6 separate regions of the Homo sapiens genome follow, and all the other regions are linked to region 1. Evidence: chromatin loops called from intact Hi-C (ENCODE). Cell type or tissue: PC-9. All regions are shown on one strand. Region 1 has its middle 59 kb from the start of LINC03041. Region 2 overlaps LINC03041 (long intergenic non-protein coding RNA 3041). Region 3 holds the start of LOC124902124 (a long non-coding RNA gene). Region 4 overlaps BNC2 (basonuclin zinc finger protein 2). Region 5 overlaps BNC2 (basonuclin zinc finger protein 2). Region 6 overlaps BNC2 (basonuclin zinc finger protein 2).

Region 1 (5,000 bases):
TTAGCTGTGATTGTGCCACTGCACTCCAGCCTGGGTGATGGAGTGAAATCCTGTCTCTTTAAAAAAAAAAAAAAAAAAGGAATTTTGAAGAGAGAGTTCACCTTCAGCTGAGATGACTGATTGGGGGTGTCTGGGTTGGGCTTTGAAAGACAGGAGGCTGAATGTGTTAAAGAGGTGTACAGAGAAGGCAGGCAGGTGTGCTGAGCGTGGGGTAATGCCTCTGTAGCACTGCAGGACCAGTGGCCTCTCAGAGACTCCAGACAGGACTGCATACCATCTGCGGCCCTCTGAAGCCCCAGGTGTGAGCCTTCACTACAGGCAGTCTGAGCTCTGGTTCCAGCTCTGCTGCAAGGTGGACCCTGATCTGGGGCCACAGGTGGAGATTTTGGACATACCTGGCAGCCGGCCCCACCAGGTTTATCCTGTCTCTATTCCGTTTGGCTCCAGAGCCAGCACATGCACAGACGCACGTGCATGTGTACCATTGTGTGCGCACACACACTACAGGCGGTACTCATTCTAGCTACCAAGGTCTGTGGAGAAAAGCAAAGCCCAGCACAAGCAAATATGTTTTACATCCCAAGCCCTCACTGGGCCAAACAAGGCGGCCAAAGATGGGGAAGAAAAGAGCCTGGGCACATCCTACCCACCCAAGAAAGCTTTGGCTGAGAATGCTGGCACGACTCCCATCTGGCAGCCAAACTGGACCTCTCGCCCAAACAGATGAGAATCACAGTTCCTCGTGCCCACTCAATGACTGTCTTCCCCCAAAGAGGATGCCACTGCAATCTCAGGAGCACGTGAAACCACAGGGCTCATTAGCCTGGAGCTACATCATGTCCTGCCATGGTCATCTCGTTCCTTCATCTGTCTACCCTGTGGCAGGAAGCCACTTCCCTTAATAAGAATGAAATCTATAGTCTTCCAAATCAGCCCCAGGACGGAAAGTCTCCTGACGTGGAGGGGCAGCTGATCAGATGGCCGTGCTCTCCCTGAGAGAGGCCTTCTCTTGAGTTTGCTGCCTTTGCATCCCCTTCCCACCAGCCTGACCCTAGGGAAGTATCGTTCTCCCATCTACTCTGGTCCAGGCCTAAACAAAAATACCTGGATTATCTGGAATGACCCTGGTGCACACTCTGGGTTACCTGGACAATGATCTTGCTGGAACCAAAGGCCCCAAATTTCCCTAGGGTTTGTCGGGGAGTAGGGGAAGGTAGTCTGTAGCCGAGTTCTCCTGCCCATGGGACTGAGTGTCCTCCCTCTGCAGGAAGACTGCGGCACCACATAGGTCCCAAGGCTCCAGGGGCTGGAAGCTGGTGTTCCCAGACAACTCTGGTAAATGCCAGCCTGTCTTACACTAAGTGGTCTAATGACTTCCCCCTCTGACAAGATCTCTCTCTTGCTCACCCTATAAGGAGGGGGATCCTATCCCCCTGTGGGGATGAAAACCCTCACAAAATCAGCACACCTCTGCACGGACGCAGTGGAGAATGGCTGGCACCTTGTCATTTCCGCTTCTCCCATAGAGCCGGTCCTTAGCCAATGCACTGTAGCATCTGTCTTTACCCCAAGACATGTGTCAATGGAACACAGGACTTTAGTCATCAGATAACAGAAGATCAAACACTCAGCACAGGTGAGTGGCCGGCATGGGACAGAGAGTGATGGGATGGGGCATGTTTATAACTACGGTTATTTGGTCCTGCATCGTGACTAGAGATCATGGGTTTCTCTTTGTTTGAATCTATCCTCAAGCATTGCAGGGGGTGGATATGCAGTGATGTCATAATGTCACCTTAATAAATGTGTGAAATGCAGTTGTTTCCTCTACACTAGCAGCCCCTCTCAATGCAGTCTAAGCATGTACGATACAGAATGATGGAGGGCTAGAGCTAAATGGGGCACCAGGGGAAGACTTAAAGGTGCTCCTTGTCCTTAAGGAGCTGATATTCTGGATGGAGAGTCAGATACATAATTAGCCAACCAGATTACAATGGATTAAGTGCCCAGATCAAGTCATGTGTCATATGTTTTGGGCTCCCAGAAAATGACCACTTCATTCCACCTGGGGAAGGGGACAAAGAAGATTTCTCACTTTACAGATGAGGAAACTGTTTAGTCTGTATTAGTCTGTTTTCATACTGCTGTAAAAAACTGCCCAAGACTGGGTAATTTATAAAGGAAAGAGGTTTAATTGACTCACAGTTCAGCATGGCTGGTGAGGCCTCAGGAAACTTACAATCATGGCAGAAAGTGAAGGGGAAGCAAGGCACCTTCTTCACAAGGTGGCAGGAAGGAGAAGTGCCAAGTGAAGGGGAAAAAGCCCATTATACAGCCATCAGGTCTTGTGAGAATTCTCTCACTATCATGAGAACAGCATGGGGGAAACAGCCCCCATGATTCAATTACCTCCACTTGGTCTCTCCCTTTACACTTGGAAATTACAGGGATTATAATTCAAGATGAGAGTTGGATGGGGACACAAAGCCTAACCATGTCAATGGTCAAGGTGATAAGATTTGCTTAAGGTCAGTGGTAAAACCCAAGAGAGACCCCAGGACTCCAGACACTGAGCTTGTGCTCTGTCTGTCTCTCCAGGGTTTGGGTTGTCCAGGGGGTTGCCTCCACTCTTGGATAAACCTAATGCTCGGCATCCCAGGAGAAGATGCTCCTGGTCCCTAGGCTGAATCTCTGGAATGGGACGGGAAAACAAATGCCCTCCCCGTACTGGGATACCTGGGCAGTGTGGCAGGAGTCAGGAAGGAGGGCAAGGAGGCCACCTGGTCTGGTCCCCTGGCTGACAGGAAGTGATGCCTCCTGGGCTCATTCAGCAGCTGTTGCTTGCTTGGCATGGTTTAGACAAACAGGCAGATGTCCTCAGAGTGACCTCCCTGACTCAGAGAGTTTGGGAACTGAGGTATTCACTCCCTGGGGTTGGGGGTGCTGGCCAAGGACAGGGCATGAGCTGCTGACTCATTCTCACTGCCTCTCCGTTCTGATACTTGAAAAGTTGGGAAAGAATTGGGAAATGAAGAAGCTATCTGAAAAGGGTGAGTTACAGGACCGCAAAATAACATGTTCTCCTTCCTCCAAGCCATCTGCTCCTTGTCCCTTCTAAGATGCCAACAGATCTTGGAGGGTTTCATGCATTCAGGACACAGTGGTCCTTACAAGGTCTCCGGATGGCTGAGCAGACAGAACGGGGAGAGAGATGATTCTATGAGATGCCAGAGAGAGACACGGTCAGGTGGAAAGGCTGTCTCAAATATTTTCATGGTGACCTAAGAATAAACCAGTAAGGAGGGAATAATAGCAGAAAACAAAAGGAAACCAATATTATTGAATAATAGAGCTTGAAGGACATTAAATATCACATGGGCTCACCCTGTCTCCAGGACTGGCTTCAGGGACATGTGACCCATTCAGTCACACAGGTCCCCACACTTGGGAGAACCTACTCTTCATTTAAAGCTCTCCTGTCGCCATCTTGAAATTCAGAATTTATTTTTAACAAGAGGCCCGTATATTTATTGTACACTGGGCCCTGCAAATTATATAGCCAGCCCTGCGCATGGCCTTACAGATTAAAAAAAAAAAAAAAAAAAAAAAAAAAAAAAAAAAAAGCCCAGAAAGGGAAAATGGCTGCTCAGGATCACACTGGTCCTTTGCTCTAGAACCAGGGTGAGAACTCTCAGTTCTGTTGAGAGTCTACATTGAGTGTAACTCTACTGGCAGTGTCTGTTTAGGGCAAGAATTCCTGATTCTGGCCTTGCCTGCTCCAGGTAGGCCACTGCAAGGGCTGTATGGACCACAGCAGCCCACGTGTCCAAAATGGAAAGCATGCCTTCTTTCCCTGATCATCTCCCCCTTCTCCTTTGGCCAACCTTGTCTATATAAATGCAATACCATCCTGTCATCTCAAACTAGGGACTCATGATTGGACTCCACAGTTGTTAACGGGCTTGATCTTGGACTCCCAGCCCTGGGTAACTTTGAGCAAAGTTCCTTCATCTTGCTAAGCCTCTATTCTCTAATATAGGAAGTATAAATAATAATGCCATGAAGCCTCTGGGGTTATTGGAAAGATTAAGTGAGACGATGCAAAACAAACATTTAGCATGGCATCTAACCCATAGCTAGTGCTCAATAAAGTGTTGTGTTTATTTAACTTTATTCTACAGCTCCCCTTGTCCTGGCCTAAGACTGTGACTGGATAAATCCCTGCCTTTGTCCTTGAAGCTGCTCTCTGATACCCTACTATTCAGACTATGGAGCAGCAGGATCAGCCTCACTTGGCAACTCATTAGAAGTGCAGAATCCCAGGCCCCAACCCAACCCTGCTGAATCAGAAACTGCACTTTCACCAGATTCCCAGGTGACTCATATGGGCATTAAGGTTTGTGACACACTGTGATTTCTAGTACACACAGTTGGCCTTTCTTTCTCTGCCCTGGGGATATGAGTAACTTCCTAATTCCAGCCATAATCATTCTTATAAAGGTAGAACCCGAGCCTACCATGACGGGTTTGACCAAAGTCTAAGTCCCTTCCTGAAGGCTTACGATATGGCTAACGTGAACCTGGTGAAGAGTGCCATTAGTGTGAAAGGTGTATGGAAAGGTGAATGAGCAAGAATCAGGAAACCTGTCAGAGACTACTGCAATGATCCAACCAAGACGTGAAGGGCCTGAACTAGGCCTGGGGCCAAGAAAACAGGGAGAAGGGGGTGAGTTATGGAGTTTTATCCAATACAGAATTCAGCAGATTGAACTACCAGGTAGAGTTACAGGGGATACAGGAGATGGAGTAAAGACAGCTCTGAGATTCCTTTGAAATAACAGGATCATATTGCATGTATATAGACAAGGTTGGCCAGATGGTGGAGAAGGGGGAAATGATCAGAGACAGAAGCCATGCTTCCTTTTGTGGGTATGTGTGCTGGCAAGAAAAGACTTTCAGGAAGAAGGGTGGGCTTCCTCTGGCATTTACTTCACAGTGAG
Region 2 (5,000 bases), 94 kb before region 1:
TGGTTCTCAGACATTTAGAAGGGAGACAGGAAGTTTTGTAGTATTTATCCCGGGAGTTTAGAATTTAGTCTGAAGATACCTCCAATTGTGCTTTCTCCTGCTCCCTCCCGTACAGCCACTTCTTATCTTACCCCTTACTCCAGAGCCTGCTCAAAGCCCAGAGTCTACACTATCCCTTTCTAGCCCCCTGGAACCCCCGACAGCATGTCTGTGCTGGCTTCCCAGCTCTTCCCTCCCAGTGCAGATATGCACTGCCTCAGCCCTTTTGGTCCAAGCGTCTCCTGAGCCTGGTGTCTCCTGCAGCACTAAATGTCTCATGGCCCTTTCTTTCTTTAACCGCATTAAGTACTCACAGCCCAGCACCATGCTAAACTATATCTATGAACCAGCTCCTTCCATCCTGGCCCTGGGCTCACCCTCACCCCCAGCCAGGGCCCAGGGCCCTCAGTGTTGCCCTGACAGAACAGGGGCCCCTGTCGGCTGTGTAATAACCCTAAACCTGTTCATCATCCTCCCTCCTCCTCCCCGCAACCCTCACTTGAAGTAACCTCCTTGCTTCTCCTGCCAACAAGTGCCATGCCCTGTGCTATTTTTGCTGTTAAAAGAGGGACCAGTCCCTATAACATTTTTTATGAAGGAAATGACTACATCATGAGGCTCAGGGTAAGAGGCAGAAAACAAGGGCCCTGGAGAAAGGGCATTCTGGAGAGGGTCCACAGAAGCCAGTCTCACACAGTGCAGGCAGGAAGCCCCCATCCCTGAATACCCAAAAGGCCCTGAGAAACTCACCCAGGGGCAGGGAGCAGAGGCGTTCTTGAGGGGCAGAGTTAAATGCATGGATTTAGCCATCAGACTGACCTGATTTATGTCCCCACTCTGCCACCACATAGCTGTGTGACCTGAGGCAAGTCACTTAGCATCTCTTAGCCTCAGTTACCTCATCTGTGAATAGGAAGTATAGTTTTAACAGCTAACCTCTCCTAGGCTTCTATGAGAATGCAGTGAGATAAGCCATGAAAAGTAGTATCAGTCTGTCCTGTCAGGAAACAGAAACCACCCTGGGTATTTCAACAAAGGAAGTTTAATACAAGTGATTGGGTATGAATGTTTTGGAAGGGCTGCTGGAGCAAAACCAGGAAGGCAGTGTTGTTTAGAGATAGGTACCTACAGGAAGACCCTGCCCTCTGGGACAGGAGACCATAGGGAGGTGGGGTTGCCCATAGCTCACGAGCTCTGCCCCATGGGGCTGCTATGGTGCCTCTGCTTCCTCTACTCTTGTTACCTTGGCTGCCATGATGAGAAAGCAAGGACCTGGGCCTTTGTGGTCATTGCACGGGCCCAGGAGCTCAACAAACCCCAGGGCATTGTCACTTACCAGCTATGTTAGGGGCCCCATGGTCACCTGCTGTTGTTTGCTGCTGCTGCTGCTGCTGCTGCTGCTGCGCAGCCACCAGCACAAGACACTGGATTAGTTAAAATATCAAAATAATGACTTTTTGCTCCCATTTCCCAGTATTCTGTGAGTGCTTCCTATTGACAGAATGGAACCGAACCTGGCAAGGACGTCTGGGAGATGTAGTTTTCAGGCTTCCCAGCCCTGGATACAGAAGAGGAAATCACTAACACAAACAGCACAACTCCTGGCAAATAGTAAGTGCTTGATTATTTTAACCCTCGTCATCATCATTGTTATTATTTGTAGCATACCTTGGTTTTTTACTTCCTGCAACTGACAAGTAGTGGGGTCTCAATCAAGTTATTTCACCTCTTCACGCTTCCATTTCTTTAAAGAGAATGGATGAGTGCCGGGGCCACACACAACAAATAATTTTCTTCTTTCCCTCATTTATCCAATCAACAAACATTGCTAAGTACCCTGAATCAGCCAGGCATGGAGCAGGCAACCATGGATATAAGATCAGCAAGATCAGGTTTGTGCTAAAGGTCACTGTCTCTAGTGAAATGAAAATATGTGCTTCTTAGTCATCGTGAGTTCACCCTGCTAGTTAGAAGCAAAACAAATGGACTCCCAGTCCAGTGCTGTTTCCTGTATATTTTATTACTTCTCTAATTTTTCTAGCAAAGCCCATGTTTCTAGCAAAACATTTCTCCTTCTGTTTCTGGGTGTGCACATAACCAATAGTCCCTTTCTCCAATAAGTTCCATTACTCACTGCCCATCATCCACCCACCCCCGCCCTGCTGTCACCTGGGCCCCCATATCAACTTGTCAATGATGTAGCAGGGAGATGAGCCGCAGAGTGGGTCAGCAGCCTGGGGCCCTGGTCAGCACCTGCAGAGCAATCAGGGTAATAAGGAATGTAAAAATATGAATGCTCTGGGTCTCCATGATTTCCCTGTTTGCCCAATCCGTCACTCTGCTACCCATGGATTTCCCACTATTACTCATGACCCTAATGTGGAGTGGGAGACCCTGTGTATTCCATCTCTTATTCCTGCTCACTCCAAACGCATTTCAAATATTGCCGTGGAAACGTCAATTCCCCAAGCCAAGAAGACCCCCGTTTCCCAGAAGCTACTTCTACGAACTCTAGAATATAGATGAGCCTGGCCCAATCACGCGCTGCATCTGGGCCCAGCGGATTTGTAGCACACCTGCATTGGAGGTAAATCGATTGGCGCTTCTTAATCCTGGCTACTACCAGGCAGGTTCTCTCCTACTCATTGAAGCTTAGTAGCAACATGCCCTTCACTGTAAAGAGAATTTTTTGTCCTCTCACTTGGGACTAAAGGTCAAAGTTTAAATCTATATTTAATGCCATTTTCTGAAAACTGGATTTGTGATTCCCTTTATGTTGGTATTACATATCTTAAGGGATTTCAGGGGGAGAAATCTGGGAAGCCCAGTTTCTGAGAATGACCTTTACTTTAAATGTGTAAATAGGATGGAGCTTGTGTTTCTGGTTTTTAAACCTTCTAATTGTGCTTCCAAAGACAGCGCTGGAAAGCGTAGGCTGTGGTGAGTGGTTACACAGAAGCCACTTTGAAAAGGAAAGACTTTGATTTTTGTCTTATACAGATGAAAGGCCGGAGGCCATAAGGGCTCATGCTTTTCTGGCCTGCTAGGGACAGTTTCTTTTGAAGCTTTGTACCTCCAGCTAGAGTGATCCCACATTAGAATATGCAAATAGTACGGCCTTTAAGTGTCTCGGAAAAGGGAAAGTTCAAATTTACTTAATTCTATTTTTCCTCTGAATTTTATAAAACATTATTGAAGTGGCATCAGAATATCATTCAGAATGTCAGTTTTAGAATATTTCAAATATTTACCTAAAGGTTTTTTAACAGCAGCTTTTACAGTCTGAATGTGGCACTAAAAGCAGATATAAAATCGACTTTTTGTATACTTCATAAGCTCACACTTGCATATTTAGAAGGTAGGGATAAGGGTCTCTCAGTTTGCCAAGTGTCTCTAGCCAGGATTAATGGATGGATGGCTAGATAGACAGAGAGGATAGGATAGATTAGATAAAGAGAGATGAATAACTGTAATAATAAATAAATATGCCATGATAAACTTATTTTTTAGAAAACAGATCGACCCTCATATTATCACATAATCCCCAGCTCTCAGACTCCTAAAATTTGGCATCTGCTATTTTGAAACAAGATGTGACTTGTCCTCCCTGGCTATATGGAAAAGACGGGTGTCTATAAAATTTTTTTTTTTATTACTCAACATCATTATAAAATCGGGCTCTGGGAAATTTGCTGAGTCCTACCAGATTGTTCTGCCCTCACACCTCCCTGCCACTCCCACAGCAAAGGCACGGCCCCCTCCACTGCCAGCCACTGTCTGGACGCTGACTCTGCAAAGGGTCCATTGATGAGAACTGTGAGGACATCACAGCCCAGGCTCAATTCAAAAGTGGCAGGACCAGATCACAATCCCCAGCCTTTCCAACCCAAAACCCACATCCTCCCGCTTTATTCCACTCGGTTGCAAAGTGAAGCTCACTGGGCCTTCAACTTGGGGGGAAGAAAAAGACTTCTTTATGAAGCGAGCCATTTCTTGTAGCATTTAATTTTTTTACCCTCATTCGCACGTGTCTATCAGATACCTCCTCCATCAGAAAGCAAACTCCCAGAAACAGGTTGTGGTAGACTTGGGCTGGTGTTTGCAGCCACTCTAATGACCAGATCAGGTCTCTGTGTGGTAAGCACTGAGCTGGCCAGATGGACCAAAGCTGTAACATGCCTTGGGCACATTTGTTCACAGTTTATAGCCACAGTGAACTTCAGTTTTTAGAGAGGCATCTAAGTACCCTCTTTATGATTGCCCCAAGCTTTCCTCTCCCTCCTGTGGTCATATAGGCCTTAACTGCCACCCTCCCACCTGCAACTTCCAGCCCCTAAACACCCGCTAGGGAGGAATACAGCCCTTCTCCTGCCTGTGTCCCTCCACTGATTTCCTGGTTGGTGTTTGTTTCCTCGTTCTTGCAAACTGGGCTCCTCCCACTGTCTTCCCACCTTTGTTCCCTTGCCCCTGAATAGCTGTCACTGAAACCACTGTTGACCCTTGCCTTTCCAGAATGCCTCCCCTCCTCCCCCTGCATCCTTTATTTAATGGTGGCTGCCTTAGGCGAAGCTGATTAATCTCACCTCCTCCACGGCCACGCCTTCTTCCCTGGGGCTCTGTGCTACCTCTGCACTTTGTTTCTAGGTGACCTCCTCTATTCCATCACTTTTAACTGAGGCGGACTCAAGGAATGTCTTTCTCTCTCTCTCTACACCACACACACACACACACACACACACACACACACACACACACAACCCAAACATACTCTCTTCCCTCTATTCACCACCATCTCTCTCCCAGCTTCTCCTTCTTTTAAGGAAAGTTGCCACCATGTCAAACTGCAATCAAGTTTTATTGTCTTTGCCGGAGGCCATTTTCTTTCTCATTCCCAACTCCTAATCTTCAAGCCTAAGGTACTCATATGATTTGTCATATTGAGACCCTCTTTTCCTTAGGAT
Region 3 (5,000 bases), 69 kb before region 1:
GCACTTAACCAGAGTCGGGAGCCTCAGTTTCTAATGCTAGACTCATTACTAACGATGTCACTTTGGGCAAATCATTCTATTTCTCTGGCTTCATTAGTGACCTCAGTGGGAGCAGCTTTAGCAGAAAAACTGACATCATAATTGCCAAATCCATAGGCTAATTTTCATTCCTCATCCTCCTTGACAACTCCGCCGCATTTGGCACTCTTGACTGCTCTTTTCCTTCTCGAGACCATCTCTGCTCTTGGCTTCTGGGACCCAGCCTCTGTGAATTCTTCTCCCCACTCTCTCCCAGCCCTTCGCACTCTCTTTCTCTATCCCCCATAATCCCCCAACCCAGCACCGCCTGTCCATTGCCTGGCAGTGTTCCCCAAAGCTGTCTCTTTGCCCCTCTTCTCCTCACACATCTGTCTCATATGTAATCCTGTCCACTCCCATGGATCCAGCCACCATCACTTTGCCGGTAACTGCCATATCTCTTTTTCAGAACTCTCCCTACCTCTTTCCCGAATGCAGACGGGCCTTTCCAGTGGCCCAGAAGATGCCCCGTCTACATTGCACATTGAGCACTTCAAACTCAGTCTGCCCTTGACCGAGCTCATCGTCTCTGGCATGTGTCCTACTCAGCCCTTAAACCTGAATCCTTGGGGTGGGCCGATTCTGCCGTCTACATTTCAGTCAGTTTCAGGAGCTACACTGTCTTTCAGGCTTCACTCTCCCTAACAAGATGTTGCTGCCAAGTCTACCTGAGAGCTGTTCCTCACCTCTTCATGCCACTGGCTGCTGTAGTTCAGGGACTCAGGGGCTGTCACCTGGACCTATGAAACAGTACCAGAAAGAGTTAAGAATGGGTTCAGCTGATGTAACAGAAAGCTGAACTTGCCGTGGCTTAACCACATAGAGTCTGATTTTTTCCTCACACAATAAGAAATCCAGATGTAGGAGATCCAGAGCCAATATGGCAGCCCCACAATGCCTCCAGAGACCCCGCATGCCTCCTATCTTTCCAATCAGCCTCTCTTGCCGTATGGCTATCCTCAGTTTGCTTGTCACCTCATGGTGGCAAAATGGTTGCGCTTCTTTCAAATCCACATTCCAGGTTAGAAGAAAGCGAAGGGCAAGGGGAAAAAAGCAGCTTGCCTCCTGAATCTGACCCCTTTCAAAGGGCTCTCCTGGGAGCTCCGCCCAGGGAAATGTCACTTGACATTTCATTGGCCAGAACTGTGTTGTCTGACCTCTCCCTCTGCAAGGAAGGTTGGGAATGGTAGTGGGGATTTTCTTTCTTTTGTTTTCTTTCGCATGCAGCACACATTGCCTCTCTGAATAAAACTGAGGTTCTGTCAGGAAGGAAGAAAATGAGAACTGATACTGAATAAGCAGATAACTGTGTCTGCAACAGCCTGGTCTTGGTCCCCCAGCCATCAAACTCTTCCCCTACTTCTGTACCCTCCATGTCCCTAAAAAGGGATTGGACCATATCGTTCCCCTATTCTAACTCTCTGTGTTGATTCCTTGTTGGCTACAGAATAAAGAACAAACACCACAGCCCACACAACCTGGGTCCCATCTTCTTTTCTATGCTCTCCTCTTGCCATCACCCTCTCCCCTGAGAACACAAAATAGGTCCCACAGAAATCTCCACGGTTTCCTCTGCCCACAATGCTGTGCCTTTCCACACGCTAGTGCCCTATTGCCTTTCCCATCGGTGGCCATTTATTCAGCCCTCATTGCTGGGGAGGGAAGAGGCATCTATCAACTCGGATTTCTTCCTTAACCCTTAGGAGACAGACCTTCCTCACACTTCTGAGTCCTCCCCATTCCCTGTGGGCTCCACTCCATGGGACAAGGTGCTCAGCTTGAGAAGACAGAGCCCAGCCTTAAGTGAGTCATGTTTCCTAGAGAGTGGGGTCACTGAGTTGAAAGAGAACACAATTCCCCAAGCATGGTGTATTCCACTTCTGGCTCTCTCAGAGAAGCCCTGGATCATCCCCATTACTATTATTTCACAGCTGCTCCCTTGAGTAAAGTGCCCTTGAGTGGGACATCCGTCATCTAGGGCAGCAGCCTGTCTTGACCAGTTCACGCCACTTCCGTAATTCGTCCATGCAGTTGCTTCAGGAAGTTGGCTCAGAATCTTCTCAAAAGACTTGGAAGTCTGTCTTGTCTCTCTGTGGACAGCCTGAGCATAGGGTCCCAGCACTGCCCTCATGGAAGTTAGGGTCCCCAGGCCTAAGGCATGGATGTGAATTTTTACCAGAGCTTTGCACTGTGGTATAAGCCTTTGCCAGTCATCTAATGAAATCAGTGTTGAGTTTTTCATACAGCTAGGGATTCTTGTGTGGAGACAGTGGTGTGCTGATCAGTGTTTAACAACTGGTTCCGGGGGCAGGGGTAGCTGTAGAAGAAGAGCTCTGGCTTGTAGAGTTTGCCAATTTCTGTGGTGTAAATACTCCCACCATGGCTAAATTCAAGCTACCAATGCGATAGAACTGAAAATGCAGTAGGAAAGAGTTAGGCATGACTGGCTCGCTGGGCCAGTTTGACCTGGCTCCAGTGCAATAGCAGGAGACCCCACCAGGGGAAAAGGATGTGGATTCAAGTCTAAGCACCAAAGCCATACCCAGAACTCTGTGACCACCTCCTTAGCAACATCTTCTCTAAACCTACCTCCATCCTTCAAATGGATCCTTCTTTCCCCTGCGATTACCCAACTCTGTGATGATTCTTCTCCCACAGCAGTGTTTTAAAAAATCTTCTTTTGGGCGAACGAGTTCACTTTTCCTCAGTATATATGCCATCAATCATTGATGCCACAAACAGGCAGTGAAAGCCTTTCGTGAGCAATGCCCTATTGAATCCTGAGGAAGCCGCCACACCTTGGGTCACCACTAGGAGTCACTCTTTAGCACTGGGAATAGACAGACTCAATAGCGCTTAGCACATAGTAGGGCTAAATGCCCATGTGTCGAACGCATGGAGGAACTACCAAATGTGGGTTAGATGCCCCCTCTTGGGGGTCCCATAAACCTTTGTAGCATCATGTGGTAGGGTGTCTTGTGAGTAGGTATGATGTGCCCTATCTCTAGGTCATTCACCTTAGTATTCGGAAACCTAGTACAGTGCCCAACACGAAGGAGCTACTCAGTAGACATCTGCAGAATGAGTGATGGAGGAGAACATGCAGTACTTTAAAATATTCCCTAAGGAGGTTTAGTTTCATTTCTTTTTTTCACTTTCTTCTTTTGTTACTATTACTATTTTCCCACAAAATTCCTGCTTTCAACATGATGATACCCAAAGAAAAAGAGAGAGAGAAAAGAGTTCAATGAATTGCAGCTTCCAGCTGGTTATTATTATTATTTAAATTTTGGCTGTATCTTTGTGGGCAACTGAAGCCTATGATTTAAGCTATCTCTAGCTGAGCAAGGGGCTGTGCCCGCCCAACCACTCGTATTTCCAGAATGCACTTTGCTGTGTCAATACACATTACTTGTCACATTGCCATGAGTCTGAGAAGTTTGATCTCTGCTCTTAGATTGTTGTCATGTGTCAAATCATACAGCCCAGGGGGAATGACTACATTGCGCAGGAAAAACAGACATCGAGCCGTGGTCAGACCACCTCAAAGATAAACACTGCTGTGTGGACCAGAAGAAGAAAGGTCGAAAAACAATCTGAAGCCTCAGACACTGTAAGGCTTTTTCACTTTCATTTTCTTGCCACTCTGAGGCTTCCATTTTATCAGCGTGTGCAAATATACATTTTTCTTCCAACTGACCTTCCAACAGCTTGTGCCACAATACGGGACTAGCTTGAGTAAGTGGCCCTGTCATTGGTTAAATGGGGTGGTATCTACGATACCCTCAACTGGAAGCTGAGTCTACAAGCCCCCACCCACTGTCCCCTGCAAGATGAAAGCTCAGGAAAGATGTAAAAAATATAACTAAACTCAGGGAAGAAAAGTCCACTTCAGGGAGTATGAGCTACCCAAGCAGAAAGGCTGAAATCACTGTTTGCTGCTGCTGCTGCTGGTGGGTTTTCTATTTTTTGAAGTCGGCTAAAAACAAACAAACAAATGAGTACTAGTTGTTCTCATTAAAAAAGGAAAGGGCAGAAGTCATCTCCCTGTTTAAAGACGCCCACACACTTGAAATAGTTTCCTAGAAAGGCAGATAGAATTTAACTGGGTGTAGCTTAGCACACTCGCAGAGCATTTTTACACCTCCCAAATCCTCAATGGCTGATCCCGTGGTATGACAGCAGCATGCCACATTCATTGCACCAGACAAGGATTAGGGAGTAAAATTTGTCATGTATGTAAATTGTAATCACAGTGGATGGTTGTATGTGCTCATTTAGGCATTTTAACAGAGTGTGATGCTATCCTCTCCGCAGGACTAATAAGCATTAGCCATAATGAGGTCAGTCAGTCAGGCATTATCAGGGGATTTAATTGGGACATGGGTCTCTGCTGAAGTGAAAATTAATAACTTTTGTCAATGTTCTGGTGAAATGTTCTGTCTTATCAAACTATGAGGGTCAATTAGAAAGCATTATGTAATAAAGTCCCCAGCAGCAGAACTCAAATTGAGTTATACCACAGTCATTATTCCAGGGCGAATGCATTTGAAAATGGAAAACCAGAGTGCCATATGGAGGATTTGGGTCAGATTTACAAGCATTGCATGTTAAGGCTTCCACAAGAAGGAAACAATTAAACGTAATACCGAAATAAATCAGCGCGCCGAGTGGGCTGTGCAGGGCCAGGAGCCTGGGGCGGGTCGTGGCCCTGGAGTTGTGACACTGCAAAATGGCAGTGTCAGGAGCCTTCCATGGGCTGCATCAGGCAGCGCCAGCCTGCAAATCGCTCAGAGTGCTTAAAATCTGGGGCACACCTGGAAGGCTCGGGCCTGCACACTGACTCATATAAATAACTCTTTATTGTGTAGCTATTAAGACGAGAGATTGCTTTTATTAAAGTGCAAGTTATTGTGGCACAG
Region 4 (5,000 bases), 370 kb after region 1:
GCACAGAGCAATATTCTCCGGAAAAATCACATTTTAAAATGTACAACTAAAAAACAAATCACTAAAAAAACTATCATCATGTTACTAGACCAAATAGAACAAAAAGAAATAATTATTGAAGTGGGTATTCTCTAGAATATAAGAAAAAAATATCTAATGAATTCACCTAAAATTTGAAGTGCCCAGCCCATAAACACAGCTTGATTTTCCTATGGAGCTGATCGCTTATTGGTGTAAGACTTCCTATAAATAATGTCAATATATATGTTTAAGAAGAACAAGCCATCATACAAACACCATTAGTCAGATTAAACTCAGGGGTCTATCTTGACAAAATCATTGTTTTATAAGATATATATAACATGTACTTAAAACTCTATAAATAGGGCACACGGGTCCACTCATAGTTTACTTTTCTGTGCTATATTCTTGAGTTGAATTTTTGTTACATGACTTTCTGACTGATAATGTATCAATGGAAAAGTAACTTAGCAGCTCTCCAAGTTTTTTCTTATAACTATTTGGCAGTTATTAAAATGTGCACACACTCACACACACATACAAGTATATATGTATTATTAAGGAAAAGAAAAATAACATCTGAACAGGAACATGAAAACAAAGAAAGAATTAAGGTTTGAAATTGAAGAGAAATGCAGTCCAAAAGTAAAATTCAAACTATTATTAATATATCCTTTCTTAGGTCATCTTAGGATAATACATATTTCTCCTATACATTGGGGGAAAAAATCAGACACATGAATATTTTATAAAGGCACACTGCATTATCAGAAAGCTGTTCCACACATCCACACTTTAATCTGTTATAAATTAACTTGAGTCAGTTCAAATGTTATATGTAATGCACACGATTACAACTGAAGTCAAATCATACACACCCTCAGTAACTGTAAGCCTAAAACAACTCCAACAGTGAATGAGACGGCTAGAGTTTTCCCTAAGGAAGGATAGGGGTTGGGGGCAATCTGCAAAATGGATATAACTGAGACAAATGCAAAGACTGAAAATATCCTAAAAACCTGAAGATGCTCGTGTGGTTTCACAACAAAGTCCCTTTATAAGATCCACAGCCCAAATGACTGCATCTTTCAACTGCTCCATTTCCAGAACTCCTGATTTTAAATCACACTGAAAACCTTTGGCTGCAATTGAATTAGCATGGTTGGATTTAGCCCTTCTAAATGCCAAAAAGGAAAAAAAAAAAAAAAGTACCATTCTAAAGTTTGTTTTGTTTTAAACTCGGATCTTCTGCATTCCAAAATTGTATCCCTCTGACTAATATAAACCGTTATTACAGAGAAATGGTTTTTTTTTTTAAAAAAAAAAAAAAAAGCCAGTGAAAAAGAATGAGGGAGTAGTAATGGTAACATACAGTACCATGAGCTGCAGCGGCCTCCCAGCCAGTGGTGCAAGGTTAACAGATCAGTCCTGGCCTTCGGGCAGACAGCAGAACACAGCCTTGGGGAAGGGGGGACAGGGACGGAGGCCAGGGGAGGGGGCCCGCTCTCAGGCAGTTTACACAAGAAGGCAGCTCAGCTCCTTTCTGGCGCACTCCTCCTCTCTATCTCCCAACCTCTTTGCGTGTGTCTTGTCATATTTTCTTCAGCTGTTAATTGTCCAGACTCCAAGACTTTAAACAGCCACAGTTTAGGAAAAAGCGAAACCCTTCTAAGTGACCATCACAGCAAATCAGCTTCATGCTAGTGGGTAAAATTTTCCAAGGGAAGTGTTCTTCTGATAGTTCCTGAGTCTCTAAGTCACCCCCACCCCCACCCCCACCGGCCGCCACACACACTCCCCTGGAGGGCTAAATGCACTGTGGCAATAAAACATTCATGCGACTTGGAATTTTAACACAATGCCATTTCCCTAGTTTAACCTGAAAGGAATGCACTAGTCACAACAGACTACATCATCCTGCCATTAAACCCTGCCAAGGAACCGCTTTTTTGGCCGCGCTGGGCCAGCTTTGACGGGAAAGGAGTACACAGACCCACACACTGAGCACAGAGGGGCCACCTCTGCTTCCTCAGCCTTATCCAGCAACACCCTGCTCTTGAACATGACCCCTGACCCCTTGCATTGTGACCAGCTTGTGAGGCATGTGTCACCCTGGAATTTCTGCAGAGCCACACACTGCGCAGGCCATTTGCTGCTCCCTCTCAACAGGCTCTTGGGCAGACGCCAAAGGTTCTTTCTTATTATTACTGCTACTATTGAAAGTCTTCTGTTTAAATGTAGGGATGCTTTTTCCTCGAGTTGTATGATAGTGTGGCTTGGGTTTTTTTTTCCCTCCTTTGTTTGTTTTGGACTTTTTAAAAAACAAACTTTACATTTGCATTGATAATTATGTTATTATTAATGACAAAATGATTCAGTATGGGGACTACTTATCAAAGGTGCCAGTTCTTTCACATTTAAGTGACATTCAATTTAGATTTACAAAACACCCAGAAACAATTCCTATTTCTCCAGAGAAGTTGAGAGAAAAATTCAAAGGGATTGAATCCTAAAACACCTACACTTAACCATTTTTATTTACATGCTATTATTACAAAACAAACAAGCAACAATATTAGATCAAAAAACTGGATTTACTGACTTATTGCTTGTGCAGAGAGTTCTGCCTTCCAAGCAACATAACTGACAAGCAACTATTTTAAAAAGTATGTATACCAAATGAAAAATTAAAATCATACTAAATGTTTACAAATGTTTTTATAATTTTAAAATTGTTCTCATGTAGCCCTTTATAACCAATCACAACAGTACTAATTTTTGCAAGTTAACAGAGGTCATAGTTTTGCACCCCAAAATACCCCTTTCTTCTTCTACCACTGATTCTCCTACCACTGAAGGATGTCTTCCAGATTGTCTTTTTCTGATCATTCATCTTATTAACTATCTTCATATGATGCACATTCACTTTCAATCTTGTCCAATTGTTTTATTATTCCTCTTCTCTACTGTAGTCATAGGCAATTCTAAAAAGCACAAAGTCCCCTCTTTTTGCCCTGACCTTGAGCTACAGCCAGGTGAGCTGTGATTATCCCTACAGAAGGCAGAAGGTGTTCCAGCTTTAATCTCCTGGAGTGAGGCCATGTCCCCTTTCAGTAACAAATGAAGAACATCTTACTTCATCTAAGAGAATACCCTAAAATACAAAATGATGATCTCAAAGCAGGTTAACATGCACATATAAAATAAAACCAAATTGTCTTCTTTAGAGTAATTTTTGTCTCCTTAGTAGCTGGAATTAGTCTTAAGCCCTAGTTAAAAGACTTTTTTCTTTTTCTTTCCTTTAAACAGACATTATCATGCCTTGAAAAGTCATTCTAATCCCTTCACCTTAGCCAAGCCATGCTAATTCATGAGAGGACAGCAATTAATTTTTAAAAAAAAGGAATTATACTTGACTGGGGGGAGGGGAGAATCAATCCAACTCAGAAGCAAAGGTTACCAAAACCTATGTGAAACACTTCCATTTCAAATTGCAAATGCTGAAATCAAATTGTCAGTTTAATCTATATAAAATACAGCAAGAAGGCTGGGCGCGGAGGCTCACGCCTGTAATCCCAGCACTTTGGGAGGCCGAGACGGGCGGATCACGAGGTCAGGAGATCGAGACCATCCTGGCTAACACGGTGAAACCCCGTCTCTACTAAAAATACAAAAAATTAGCCGGGCGTGATGGTGGGCGCCTGTAGTCCCAGCTAATCGGGAGGCTGAGGCAGGAGAATGGTGTGAATCCGGGAGGCGGAGCTTGCAGTGAGCTGAGATCGCGCCACTGCACTCCAGCCTGGGCAACAGAGCAAGACTCCGCCCCCCCGCCAAAAAAAAACAACAGCAATAGACATTTGATTTTTTTCAAGTAATCTGATTTATTATCAATGTGCATATTCAAATTCCAATTTTGATGTTACTAGTGTGAAGTTACTAGAGTAAAACCCAGTAAAATTGAAGGAAGAATCAAGTGATGCCGTGAGATTAAAATTACAGAGGTTAATTTCTATTTTAGTCCAAACAGATACACTTTTCTTCTTATATCAAGTTAATCAACACAGTGACACCAAAGTATCTTGGACCAATATTCAAAGGATGAACCGGGGCCTATGAAAAGAGGTCTGTGAAGTTGCACCTGCAGTACATGTAACCCTCTCCATGGTAATATATCTCCTCTGAAGACCTCTGGAACTCTGGGATACATCACTAAAAGAAGGATAAGCAATCTCATTTTAGTTCTAAACAAGTTGCCAAGTAATTATTACTATTATTATTATTTTTGAGATGGAGTCTCACTCTGTTGCCCGGGCTGGAGTGCAGTGGCACGGTTTCAGTTCACTGCAACCTCCACCTCCCAGGTTCAAGCAATTCTCCTGCCTCAGCCTCCTGAGTAGCTGGGACTACAAGCATGTGCTACCACACCCGGCTAATTTTTACATTTTTAGGAGAGACACGGTTTCACTATGTTGGCCAGGCTAGTCTGGAATCCCTGACCTCAGGTGCTCTGCCCACCTTAGCCTCCCAAAGTGCTAGGATTACAGGTGTGAGCCACCACGCCGGGCCAAAGTAATTTTATAATCTAAGTATTCACTACTATGGTATAGCGATGCATCACATATTAGGAAATCAGAGCATGCTACAAATACCACGATGAAAACTATTTTCTATGAAATTGTACCAGTACAAATAAGTGGAATCAGAACAATACAGAACCTGCTGAAGAAAAAATGTCGTATCAGTAAGTTCACTGAAATTCAAAAAGGTGCCCAGAGTTTTGTAGAAATGTTAATTTATTTTGGTGGGTACAATGTGAGTAGATCAAATCTGTGATAACCAGCCGTGATTTCCATTTTCCTTGAGCCAAAAGAAAACTTTACTGTGTTAAATGGCATTTAGAAATAAGAGTTTTAAAGTTCTGTAAGCTACGTTTTAATTTCTAGAAAGCAAAATAGGTGAAAGTTTTCTCATGAACTTCT
Region 5 (5,000 bases), 170 kb after region 1:
ACTCTAATTCATGCCCTCACAATCCATCTAACTTTTTTTTTACTCATTTTTGTTTCCCTAAGAATTTTTTTTTCTAAATCAAAAATACAAAATACATGGGCCCAAAGGCAGTGAGGAAAGGGGAGAGGACATTCATGTTTCAGTCAACATCAGGAAATACAGTCACTCGTTGAGAACTAGGTCTCTAATCATATGGTGATAGGACAAATTCAAGAAATAGGAAAATGGGGTCAAGCAGTCTCTCAAAAAAATCTGATTAATGATAATCTGGAAGAGTGGACCTAAATAAGGCATATCTCAACTTTTTACTATCACTGATATCCACAGACATGACAATGTTTACTCAAGTTTTTCTTTGTCACCAGAATGTTATAAATATATATGGATATACAAACTACAAATCAATAACACCTTTATAAATACCTTAAGGACCATTATTTAGCAATTATGTGGGCCTCTTCATGTGCCAACACAATACACTTTTCAACATGCCAATAAACCCATTAAACATATTTATGGTGATAGTTATTAAGTTCAAGAGGTTTTATCCAGGAATTATAGTTCAGTAAGAAAAATAACCTTGTAGTGAATCAGAAAACATACTTATTCTAGTCAAGAAATGAATATACTCTGATCTTATAAACATACCCAGCACCTACAGGCAAGTCGGAATCCATATGGCAAATTTAAGCAAAAACACATCACCTGCACCTACTAGATGTCATCTTAGCAACAGCACCCATTTATCTAAGTCATAGTTTCCTCATCTGCGAAATAAGGATTATTTTCCTACACTGTATGTGAAAATGCTTATAAAGATAAGTAATCATGTTCCAAAAAAAGTAGTTAGTCATACCATTTACTGAGAATCAAACTTCTTAAAGTTTGGAATAATACATGTATTCCAGAATGAATACATGTATTAATACATGTATTCCAGAATGAATACATGTATTAATACATGTATTCCAGAATCCAAGTCCACATATTCTGAAATAATTGTCTTCCTCTCTCACAATTATATCTATTCCAAATGATACAAGATGCTTCATGAACCTCTGTGACATACTGACTCCCAAAATAGACTGGTTAATAACTTTGCTTTTTCCCTGAATTCAGATTAAAATGTAAACTCTTAAATAAAGTAGACCCTGAAAGCTGCAAGAAAGATACAGACCCTCCAAATACTGGAGATCAGTCAAGATTTGATAAATTCCATTATCTCTAGATCTTCTGTAAAAAACTAGAAATAAATAAATAAAAATTTCAATACTAAAAATGTGTTCTCATCCTGCGCTAACAAATTAGAACTGTGGAACCAGCCAGGCACAGTAGGACATGCCTATAGTCCCAGCTACTGAGGAAGCTGAGGCGGCAGGATCACTTGAGGCCAGCTGTTCGAGGTTGCAGTGTGCCATGACCGCACCTGTGAACAGCCACTCCACTCCAGCATGGGCAACACAGCAAGACCTCATCTCTTAAAAAACAAAAAACCCCACAAAACTGTGGGACCATGTAATGGTTACAAGAAGCTCAAATTCTAGGTAACATTATTTTAAACAGTGTCATCTTTGGAATTTCTTTATCATGTAGTAGGTAAAAGAGAAGACTATGAAGTCAACTGTCCAGGTTTGAAACACAACTATCTGCCACTCACAACGTAAGTTGAGGCAATACTGCTAACTTTTCTGAGCCTTGTTTCCCTCATCTGTAAAATGGAAAGAACAGAACCTATCTTCTGGGAAGATAAATGAGATAAAATGTATAAATGAGATAAAATGTATAAAAGAGATGCAGCACAGAACTCAGAAATAATTATAACTGTCAAGTCAGTGCTATCCTGCCTGAGTAGCAAATCACATCCCACACCATGCCACTGCAATTTTCCAGTAACAGTCACCACTGCTTGGGGCCCAGTACTGACATTTTTTGCTCTAATCTTTGTTTATAGAAGGAGTAAATAATCGAAACAAAGAACATTCCAGTATGCAGTGCTGATGGTTACACGATAAGGCAGGGCCAGGCACCAACACTAAGACTGGCTATCTATGAAGGTGAAAACACATAACTTTGATAATGAAGCTGTCTCCTGATTTATAGAAGCTAGGCTGTCTTAACTCTTGGGATTCAGAGCCAACCAAGGTCTGGAGAAAACTCTGCCTGGAGGGAGAGAGCCAAATATGCAGCCAGGATTTAAAGAGAGAAGATTTTAAGCTTGAAACACTAAAGCTGTTCTAAAAGAAAATAGTGCTTTAAGTTTACAGAGAAAACTTTTTAAAAGAGAATCAGAAAGATTCTGAGTCCTTATCAGTAACAGTTAAAGACAAAAAAAAATCATATATAGTTCCCTCTCCTAAATTCATCCATTAATCACAGTGCTAAGAACTTCAATCAGGTGATTTGAATTTCATGTTAGCATTCGTAATAATATTAACACCCCAAGCAGAACAAGTCAGTTTCTGAAGCTGTAAGGCCAGAGTCTCATTTTAGCACATTTGTAGGACAGTCACAGGTACACAAAGTCGCATTAACCACATTTACAATCTCTTTCAAAAATTCTGGAGTACAGCAACCAGAAACACTTCCTCAAATAAAAAGCATAATTGTAGCTTTCTGGAAGCTCTTTTCACTTTTAGTCCAAAGACTTAGTAAGAAGTGGACTCTGAAAAGCCAGTTGACGAAACTGGCACAGACACTGGGCCATGAAAGCTTTTAAAAATCTATCGCAAACTTTTCCCATTAAAACTTGGATGGAAATTGTAGAAAAGTTTTTACCTTTTTAATGGTCAAGTGTAGGTTAAAAAAAATACTGAGTTCCACAAACTTTTTACAGGCATAACAAGTTTTTAGAAAAGTCACAAAAATACTTATGTGAGAGTAGACGAAGGCCACCCACTCGGCTCTGGATGAGACCTCAAAAGACCTTCAGGAAGACAACCATTATTTGTCAAGGAAAGTCCTGGATATAACTAGCTTCTTTCCTGTGACTCTTCTTAATCCCACGCTTAAGTGAAATTATCTGCTGTTTCCTAAATAGGTCTCATGATTTTCTGACCCTGTGTCATCTGGCAAGTTGAAATTTTATCTACCCTTACTGGATCAGATAAAGTACACTTCTCTCTCTCTCTCTCCTCTTTTTTTTTTTTTTTTTTTTTTTTTTTTTTTGACGGAATCTCACCTTGTCGCCCAGGCTTGGAATGCAATGGTGCAATCTCAGCTCACTGCAACCTCCACCTCCTTGCTTCAAACGATTCTCCTGCCTCAGCCTCCCGAGTAGCTGGGATTACAGTCACCCGCCACCACACCCAGCTAATTTTTGTATTTTTAGTTGAGACGGGGTTTCACCATGTTGGCCAGGCTGTTTGTTTGGTTTTTTTTGTTTGTTTGTTTGTTTGGAGTTTTGCTCTTGTCACCCAGGCTGGAGTGCAGTGGTGCAATCTGGGCTCACTGCCTCCTCTGCCTCCTGGGTTCAAGTGATGCTCCTGCCTCAGCCTCCCGAGTAGCTAGGATTACAGGCACATGCCACCACACTCGGCTAATTTTTGTATTTTTAGTAAGAGACAAGGTTTCACACCACATTGACCAGGCTGGTCTTGAACTCCTGACCTCAGTGATCTGCCCACCTCAGCCTCCCAAAGGGCTGGGATTACAGGCATGAGCCACCAAGCCCAGCCTACACTTCTCTATAAGGCCCGCCTGACCTTCTGGAATAAAAGGAACCTTTCCTACTTTCAAAAACTTCTACAGCACTTTATATCTAGACATCTCATATTGTACATAGTATTTTCTACCAAACAGTGCAGTTATTAATAGAGAAATCTCATCTTTCTCCCTTGTCTACAAGCCTTTTGAGGGCAGTGTGTCCATTTGCTTTTTTTTTTTTTTTTTTTTTTTTTGAGACGGAGTCTCGTTCTGTCGCCCATACCGGAGTGTGGAGTGCAGTGGCTTGATCTTGGCTCAGCCTACGCCTCCTGGGTTCAAACGATTCTCCTGCCTCAGCCTCCCAAGTAGCTGAGGCTACAGGCGCATGCCCCCACACCTAGCTCATTTTTTTCCTTTGGTTTTTTGAGACGAAGTCTCACTCTGTTGCCCAAGCTGGAGTGCAGTGACACAATTTCAGCTTACTGCAACCTCCACCTCCCGGGTTCAAGCGATTCTCCTGCCTCAGCCTCCTGAGTAGCTGGGACTACAGGCACGCACCACCATGCCTGGCTAATTTTTGTATTTTTAGTAGAGACAGGGTTTCATTATGTTGGCCAGGTTGGTCTTGAACTCCTGACCTTGTGATCCGCCTGCCTTGGCTTCCCAAAGTGCTGGGATTACAGGTGCGAGCCACCGCGCCTGGCCTATTTCCTTCTTCTACGCTTCCATTCAACAACTTGCTCATATAGTAGGTCCATAATAAACACTTAGTAATAAATAAATGAACCTTAATTACACATAGCACTAGTACAAACCCAAATATAATTGAGAATATTCTCCCACTTGCTTAAAGCGGCCAAACTATTGAGAACATTCCAAAATAGAGTTAAATGGAACAGTACATAACAATCGTTCATTATTATAATACTTCACTACCAATGAGAATGCAAATTACAGAAAATTTTAGTCATTGAGTATTGATGACCTATCAAGCATTTTACTAGGCACAGAGTATAAGAAGATAAGCAAGAAATACTTTCTCTGCCACAAGGAATTTGAAGTCTAGTGAGAGAGATAAAACAGGTAACAACAGCATATAAAGTTTAAGTACTGCAACAAAGGTCCGCATTGCTTCTTTGTCCATAATTCAACACACTAACAAATTTTAAGATTCTGCTATAAACCCTAAAAGGAGACTTACTTATTCTGCTCCATAGGTCCTCAGGACTTCTGGTCAAAGACATCTTGGACTTGATCATCGCGGACATTTCCAACACATCAGTCAACTCTTAAACAGGTTTTGGTATGTAGAATTCTTGCCACATACTTGGGTAGACTGTATCACCAACATCTTGCAA
Region 6 (5,000 bases), 86 kb after region 1:
CCCAGACAAGCTGCTGAACATAAGAGATCCTGAAACTTCAGCCCCTAGGCTGCCAGGGAGGGCAGGGGCCTCGGCCTTGTGTGCCGACTCCCCACTGTCACTCGCCCCGTCAATGTCATCGAGAAGAATCCCCTCATCGCTGCCTGCGTCGGATTCTCTGGAGGAATGGATACTGCTGCTGGACTGGAGGCTGGAGGTGGTGCTCAAGTCAAGGACCATGTAGTCCTCTGCCATGCCTCTCCCATACCCGTTCAGGTGGGAGTCTTCAGTCCCTGCGGGAGAGGAGGCGTCTTCCCTGACATCGAGCCCCATGGGGTGCTGGGCACCATATATCTTCACCAAAAATTCATCGCGGAGGTCCTTGCTAAGGGAGGGCTGCGACGAGTCCAGGCCCATGTCATCGAGTTCTTTGGTCAACAGTTTACGATGTAGGTTTATGTTGGCACTGTGTCTAGGAAAACAAGAGGGAAGGGGGGGTACGTGGATGGGGGGTGGGGAAAGGTGAGAAAAAGGAAAGCATTTTAAAATTGATTCAGCTTTCACTAGGTATCAAATAAGCACATTCACTTCTAATTACACCATTATAAAAGCAAGCATTCCCCTATATCCTCAGGATCTGGGAGTTAGTGGTGGTGGTGAGAGGTGCAATCAGGGGAACTTTCCATTAACATTATTTTTATAAGAGAGTTGACTCTGTCAATGGTAGGATGAATGCAAACCCGTGCACCTTTTTCTCAATGATTACTCTGTTAGTTTTACTATGTAGCAGCATCAGCTGCAGAGAATTTCATGGCAGAGATTTTAGAATATATATTAAATAGGATAAAAGAATAGAAACTTTCTGCTTGTCTAAATGGAATAGTCTAAATTTACCTAAAAACAAGAAAAAGTAAACATCTTTTCTATACAGCACACACTTTATTTTGAGGTATAGAAAAAATTCATTTTTTAAAAAAGTAGCCTAGATAATTTAGATATAACTTCAAAAAATAATGAAATCTTCCGTCTCTACCCTCCACATTTCAAGTTTTAAGGAAAAACAATAGCTTAACAGATTAAGCAATTTGAAATAGGGTTACAGACTGTCTTTTAACAACACGAATGCCTTTTCTCAGAATGATTTGGGAATCCCAGTTAAATCTAATAATAAAATACATTTACTTTTTAGAAGTATGTGCATTTTAGTGTCCAAAATATTTTCATCGAGTAGTTCTACTTTAAAATTTAATTCTTTAAGACAAAAACGGAAAAACAGAAACTTTTTAAAAAAATAAAACCCACCCACCTTTTTAAAAAAAATCACACTGAACAACAGAAAGAAAACTCAGAGGTACAAAAATTAAAACACAGTAAGTACAAAAAAATCAAGCACAACAATAACATAGGGTTCCTTTACTTTAACAACTGGAACCCATACTTCTTCGACAAGCAAAACTTTTATTCTACTCACTCAGTGCTTTGCTTGTATGTATGTATGTATATACATACACATATACATATTTTTTTACATATATATATATAAAGACAGGATTTGTCCCAGAGAATCCATAGGGACATCATGATTTACAAAGCCTGATATGTTATCATCTATCTGGAAACATTGTCTTTGTATTTATATCCCCCATTATTTTTAAAGTGCCCTTGGGCACATACCTCTCTCCACCTGCAAAGGCTCACATGTTCAACAGTACCTAAATTGAAGGTTACCCTTCCAAAAAATAAACTGACATATCTACAGATACATAAAAGCTTCTCAATACTGGTGGAAGCTCTACAGCTTGGAGAAGTAATTGTGATAAAAGAAATGACCTAAATGGCTGATATAAAGTTCAACAGACCTCCCGATTATACTTAAAAGTATGGAAGACCAAAATGTGTCATTCCATTTGGTGACAAACGTGGGTGATATTTCCTAGAGATGGTTGAGAGGTATGTGCCTCAGAGACAAGAAAGGTGGGGAAGACTTCTCCACCTTTCCACACAAGACAATATACAGCACTCTGGGTTTTAAGGGGCAGAGGGCAGCAGCCCTCTCCAACTGCACTTAGGAAGGCTGAGCTTACCTTGTGACAATAAGATCAGCTTTCTAATCTTTTGCTAAATCGATCACAAAAGAAAGCAAGAATAAGAGACAGAGAGAGAGAAAGAAAGAGAAAGAGAGAGAGAGAAAACAAATTCACATTCTAGACATCTGGTTTTGAAAAACTTAAACAATAAAATAGGGATTTAAAACGTTCTGATCACAAAATTATTTTCTGTCATAAGCGATCATCCCATACGCTGTCTTGATGATTTTCAGATCAGCTGTATAATCCAAAAATCATAAATCGAATTAACACAAACCAAATTCACAGCATCATCATCCACAAATGAGTTCTAAACAGATGCATGCAGTGTGTGGGTATGTGAATGATAAACAGAAGTTGTCCCCACGGTCCCTGCTCTGACACAGTAATTCCCCGTTTCCTTGGTGTCAGATGGCAGATGACTCCAAGTGCAGGTTGCTAAGCAAAGTGCAGGAAATGCCTACTGTGAGGTCTTTACTCTGACATGTGGGTACAACACCACCAGTTATTACAAGAATGTGGAAGTAGAGTTACGCTATGCGCTATTATTCTATTGATAAAACTATCTGCCAACTATGAGCAGCTCATGAAATCCTACCCGTTTATTATTTTTAACACCCTCCCCCTTTCTTAATTTCACGAGCACACATTTTGCGATGACTGTAATCTAGAACTCTGTTGCTTCTCACACATCTGCAGTTACCACTTCCTAGGTTCACTGCTGAGAAAACAGCAGCCAGACACACAGCAGTTGCATCAAGACACACTGAATAAGGAAGAATAAATTAACATTGAGAAAAGGACACACTGATCACCCAGATGGACACATCTTCCCTAAGATGACTTGTGAAATTACACATCTCCACCAATATGTTACCAGAAAGAGATTTTCTCTTCATTTCTCACTTACAGCAGTAGAAATCTGTAATCTAATTAGACGATGTACCAGCCCTCAATATCTGTCAACCAAACGATGTGCAGAAATGTGTAGACCAGCTCTGGCACTCTGTTCAACAGTGTCCCTTTTCCGCTGTCAGCAGTACTGTTGGCCTCTGCTAATATAATTACATTGACTTTTATTCAATTAAGTGCCATCCCTCACTTTAAAAAAAACAGCTACTTTATCAATTGATTCAGGTGTAATGCAATAATAAAGATGAACTCATGGCAGTGCATTAGCTCTGCTCTTCATAACTTCAGTACACGGGTTCATTCATGGTAGTCGATTTCCATTATGCAACCACAGTTCAAGAGAATTGATTCTTTTACGTTCAATTCCTAATCTATTTCATTTTTGTTTAATAATCCTCCTAAATGCCATATGCAAAACACTTGAAGTGGAGATGGGAAGGATGGACTGAGGAAAGTCTGCTGTTCACTCTCATGATAGTGGGCTTGAAGATTTTCTCACAAACTCACACAGTATTCCTAAGGTGGAAGGAAGGAAAGCACGAGAAGGAAAGCAGACTAAAATTCTTTAGAGGGTACCGATCCTACCCAAGAGGTTACGGTTCAGTCTCCAAAGAAGGGACAAAAGACAGCACTTGATTTTAACAAAGACCTATTGTTGGACTCTTGAATCAGTCAATCCAGACCATTAGCTGTCATAAAATACTGTCCTCATGAGACACAAAGACCTAGGGTTAATAGCAATTTGAGGACTATTACAAGTTTATCCGGATCAGCAAAACTGAAGAGGTGAAAAGAGAAGTTGGGAGAGACACAGAAAGAACTCTCACCTACTGATAATCAGATGTCGAGAGAAGACCCTAAAATGGCAGGAAGGCCAGAGAGTGCTGGAAACAGGAGGGGGACTCCCTGGCAGAGGAAGCCCTACTCAGTTGTATGTAACAATTGGAACAAAGAATCCAACAAGGAACCAATTTTGAGCTCTCCAGCGACAGAGATGGTTTTTCTAGAAACAGATTTAGTGTTCTGAATATTTATCTCTAGGAAAGAGGGAAGAATACTCAATAACAAATATCTAAGACTGTATTAGAACTTCTTACATTCTATAAGAACATGAACAGTAGAAAGGTTGTTTCTACTTGCTTTGATTTGGAAGGCAAGAAAGATATATGGAAGGAAGTTCCTCTTACAGAAAAAAAGTGACTGGAATGCAGAGAGAAAATGAGTTCATAGGTATAAGGGGTAAGGACTTGGTCTTAAGAAGTGCAGTGGTAATCATTAAGGCAGTGGTCCAAACCTTAGCCCCAGACGTTCACTTTCAAGAACATAACTAAATCTTACTCAATCTTATGTGTCCTGCACGTAAAGTAGAATACTTTGCACAGAGGAGGTACTTAAAAGTACATTGGTTTCCCTTCCATCAATAATATGCATGAGTCTTCAAAAAGTATTTCCCAAAATACACTGTAGAAGGGAAGAAAGCAATGATCCCAAGGTAGGACTCATGTAACAGAATATCCAAGGAAAGGTGGTGGCGACAAAACAAACGGTGATCCTGACGCTATTAATACCATAGTATGTTATAAGGGAATGCCACAAAATTAGGGCTTGAAAAAGCCCTGTAACTTGGGCTATGCTTGGAACTACAAATGCTTCCTTTAAACCTCTGTACTCTTTCTATACTGTGAATCTACCAAAAGCTTGTTAAAGACCAATATCACCCTTAAAAGCAAAAAGTTACAAAACCTTGGACTGAGGGGAGGGTGCTGCAGAACCAAACTTCCTTCTTCTTTGAAATGCTGAGTGGAAGTACTCTAACTGGACTAAAGTGGACTACCAGTCTTTTTCTGTTCCTTTGATGAAAACTTTACCATGCAACCACAGAAGACATGAAATCCATCAAACGTAGTCAAGTAAGTGCAAATGCCCTTTAGAGAGAAAGCAAGTCTTGCCTTGGACTTCTCTTTTCTCATCACATTAAGTTAGATTTAATGTGATGTCTGGCCCATAAAACTAAAAACAAAA

The links. Peaks named below come from ENCODE experiments on the same cell type or tissue, not always from the same donor. Only the 100,000 strongest peaks of a DNase experiment are listed, where the experiment ranks them.
Region 2: it touches region 1 in a loop (4-fold over the local background); 4 of 110 quality-filtered maps call a loop at or near these places.
Region 3: a loop joins it to region 1, with 6 times the contacts of the local background. A loop is called at or near these places in 5 of 110 quality-filtered maps.
Region 4: it touches region 1 in a loop (10-fold over the local background); 3 of 110 quality-filtered maps call a loop at or near these places.
Region 5: it touches region 1 in a loop (6-fold over the local background); 6 of 110 quality-filtered maps call a loop at or near these places.
Region 6: a loop joins it to region 1, with 10 times the contacts of the local background. A loop is called at or near these places in 5 of 110 quality-filtered maps.

What each region holds. Positions count from the first base shown.
Region 1 is chr9:16,333,139-16,338,138 of GRCh38, forward strand. No RefSeq gene overlaps it. Among named protein-coding and RNA genes, the nearest start is that of LINC03041, 59 kb to the left of the region's middle. In PC-9, no CTCF peak of the experiment used is centred here; DNase peaks (open chromatin) are centred at 2,913 and 4,503; H3K4me3 peaks cover 866 bases; H3K27ac peaks cover 3,147 bases.
Region 2 is chr9:16,239,483-16,244,482 of GRCh38, forward strand. The region is part of intron 1 of LINC03041 (long intergenic non-protein coding RNA 3041); the gene reads right to left. Among named protein-coding and RNA genes, the nearest start is that of LINC03041, 34 kb to the right of the region's middle. RefSeq lists an enhancer at 4,358-4,859. In PC-9, no CTCF peak of the experiment used is centred here; no DNase peak of the experiment used is centred here.
Region 3 is chr9:16,263,940-16,268,939 of GRCh38, forward strand. The region is part of intron 1 of LINC03041 (long intergenic non-protein coding RNA 3041); the gene reads right to left. LOC124902124 (a long non-coding RNA gene) reads left to right here and starts at 3,524. Exons shown (of 2, transcript XR_007061424.1): 1 at 3,524-3,691. In PC-9, CTCF peaks have their summits at 2,908 (motif pointing right) and 3,109; a DNase peak (open chromatin) is centred at 3,502; H3K4me3 peaks cover 1,046 bases; H3K27ac peaks cover 1,359 bases.
Region 4 is chr9:16,703,355-16,708,354 of GRCh38, forward strand. The region is part of intron 3 of BNC2 (basonuclin zinc finger protein 2); the gene reads right to left. Among named protein-coding and RNA genes, the nearest start is that of BNC2-AS1, 21 kb to the right of the region's middle. RefSeq lists enhancers at 1,046-1,800, 3,208-3,708. In PC-9, no CTCF peak of the experiment used is centred here; a DNase peak (open chromatin) is centred at 1,987; H3K4me3 peaks cover 2,489 bases; H3K27ac peaks cover 3,507 bases.
Region 5 is chr9:16,503,380-16,508,379 of GRCh38, forward strand. The region is part of intron 5 of BNC2 (basonuclin zinc finger protein 2); the gene reads right to left. Among named protein-coding and RNA genes, the nearest start is that of BNC2-AS1, 220 kb to the right of the region's middle. In PC-9, no CTCF peak of the experiment used is centred here; a DNase peak (open chromatin) is centred at 1,982; H3K27ac peaks cover 337 bases.
Region 6 is chr9:16,419,199-16,424,198 of GRCh38, forward strand. BNC2 (basonuclin zinc finger protein 2) reads right to left here. Exons shown (of 7, transcript NM_017637.6): 7 at 1-451. Among named protein-coding and RNA genes, the nearest start is that of LINC03041, 150 kb to the left of the region's middle. In PC-9, no CTCF peak of the experiment used is centred here; no DNase peak of the experiment used is centred here.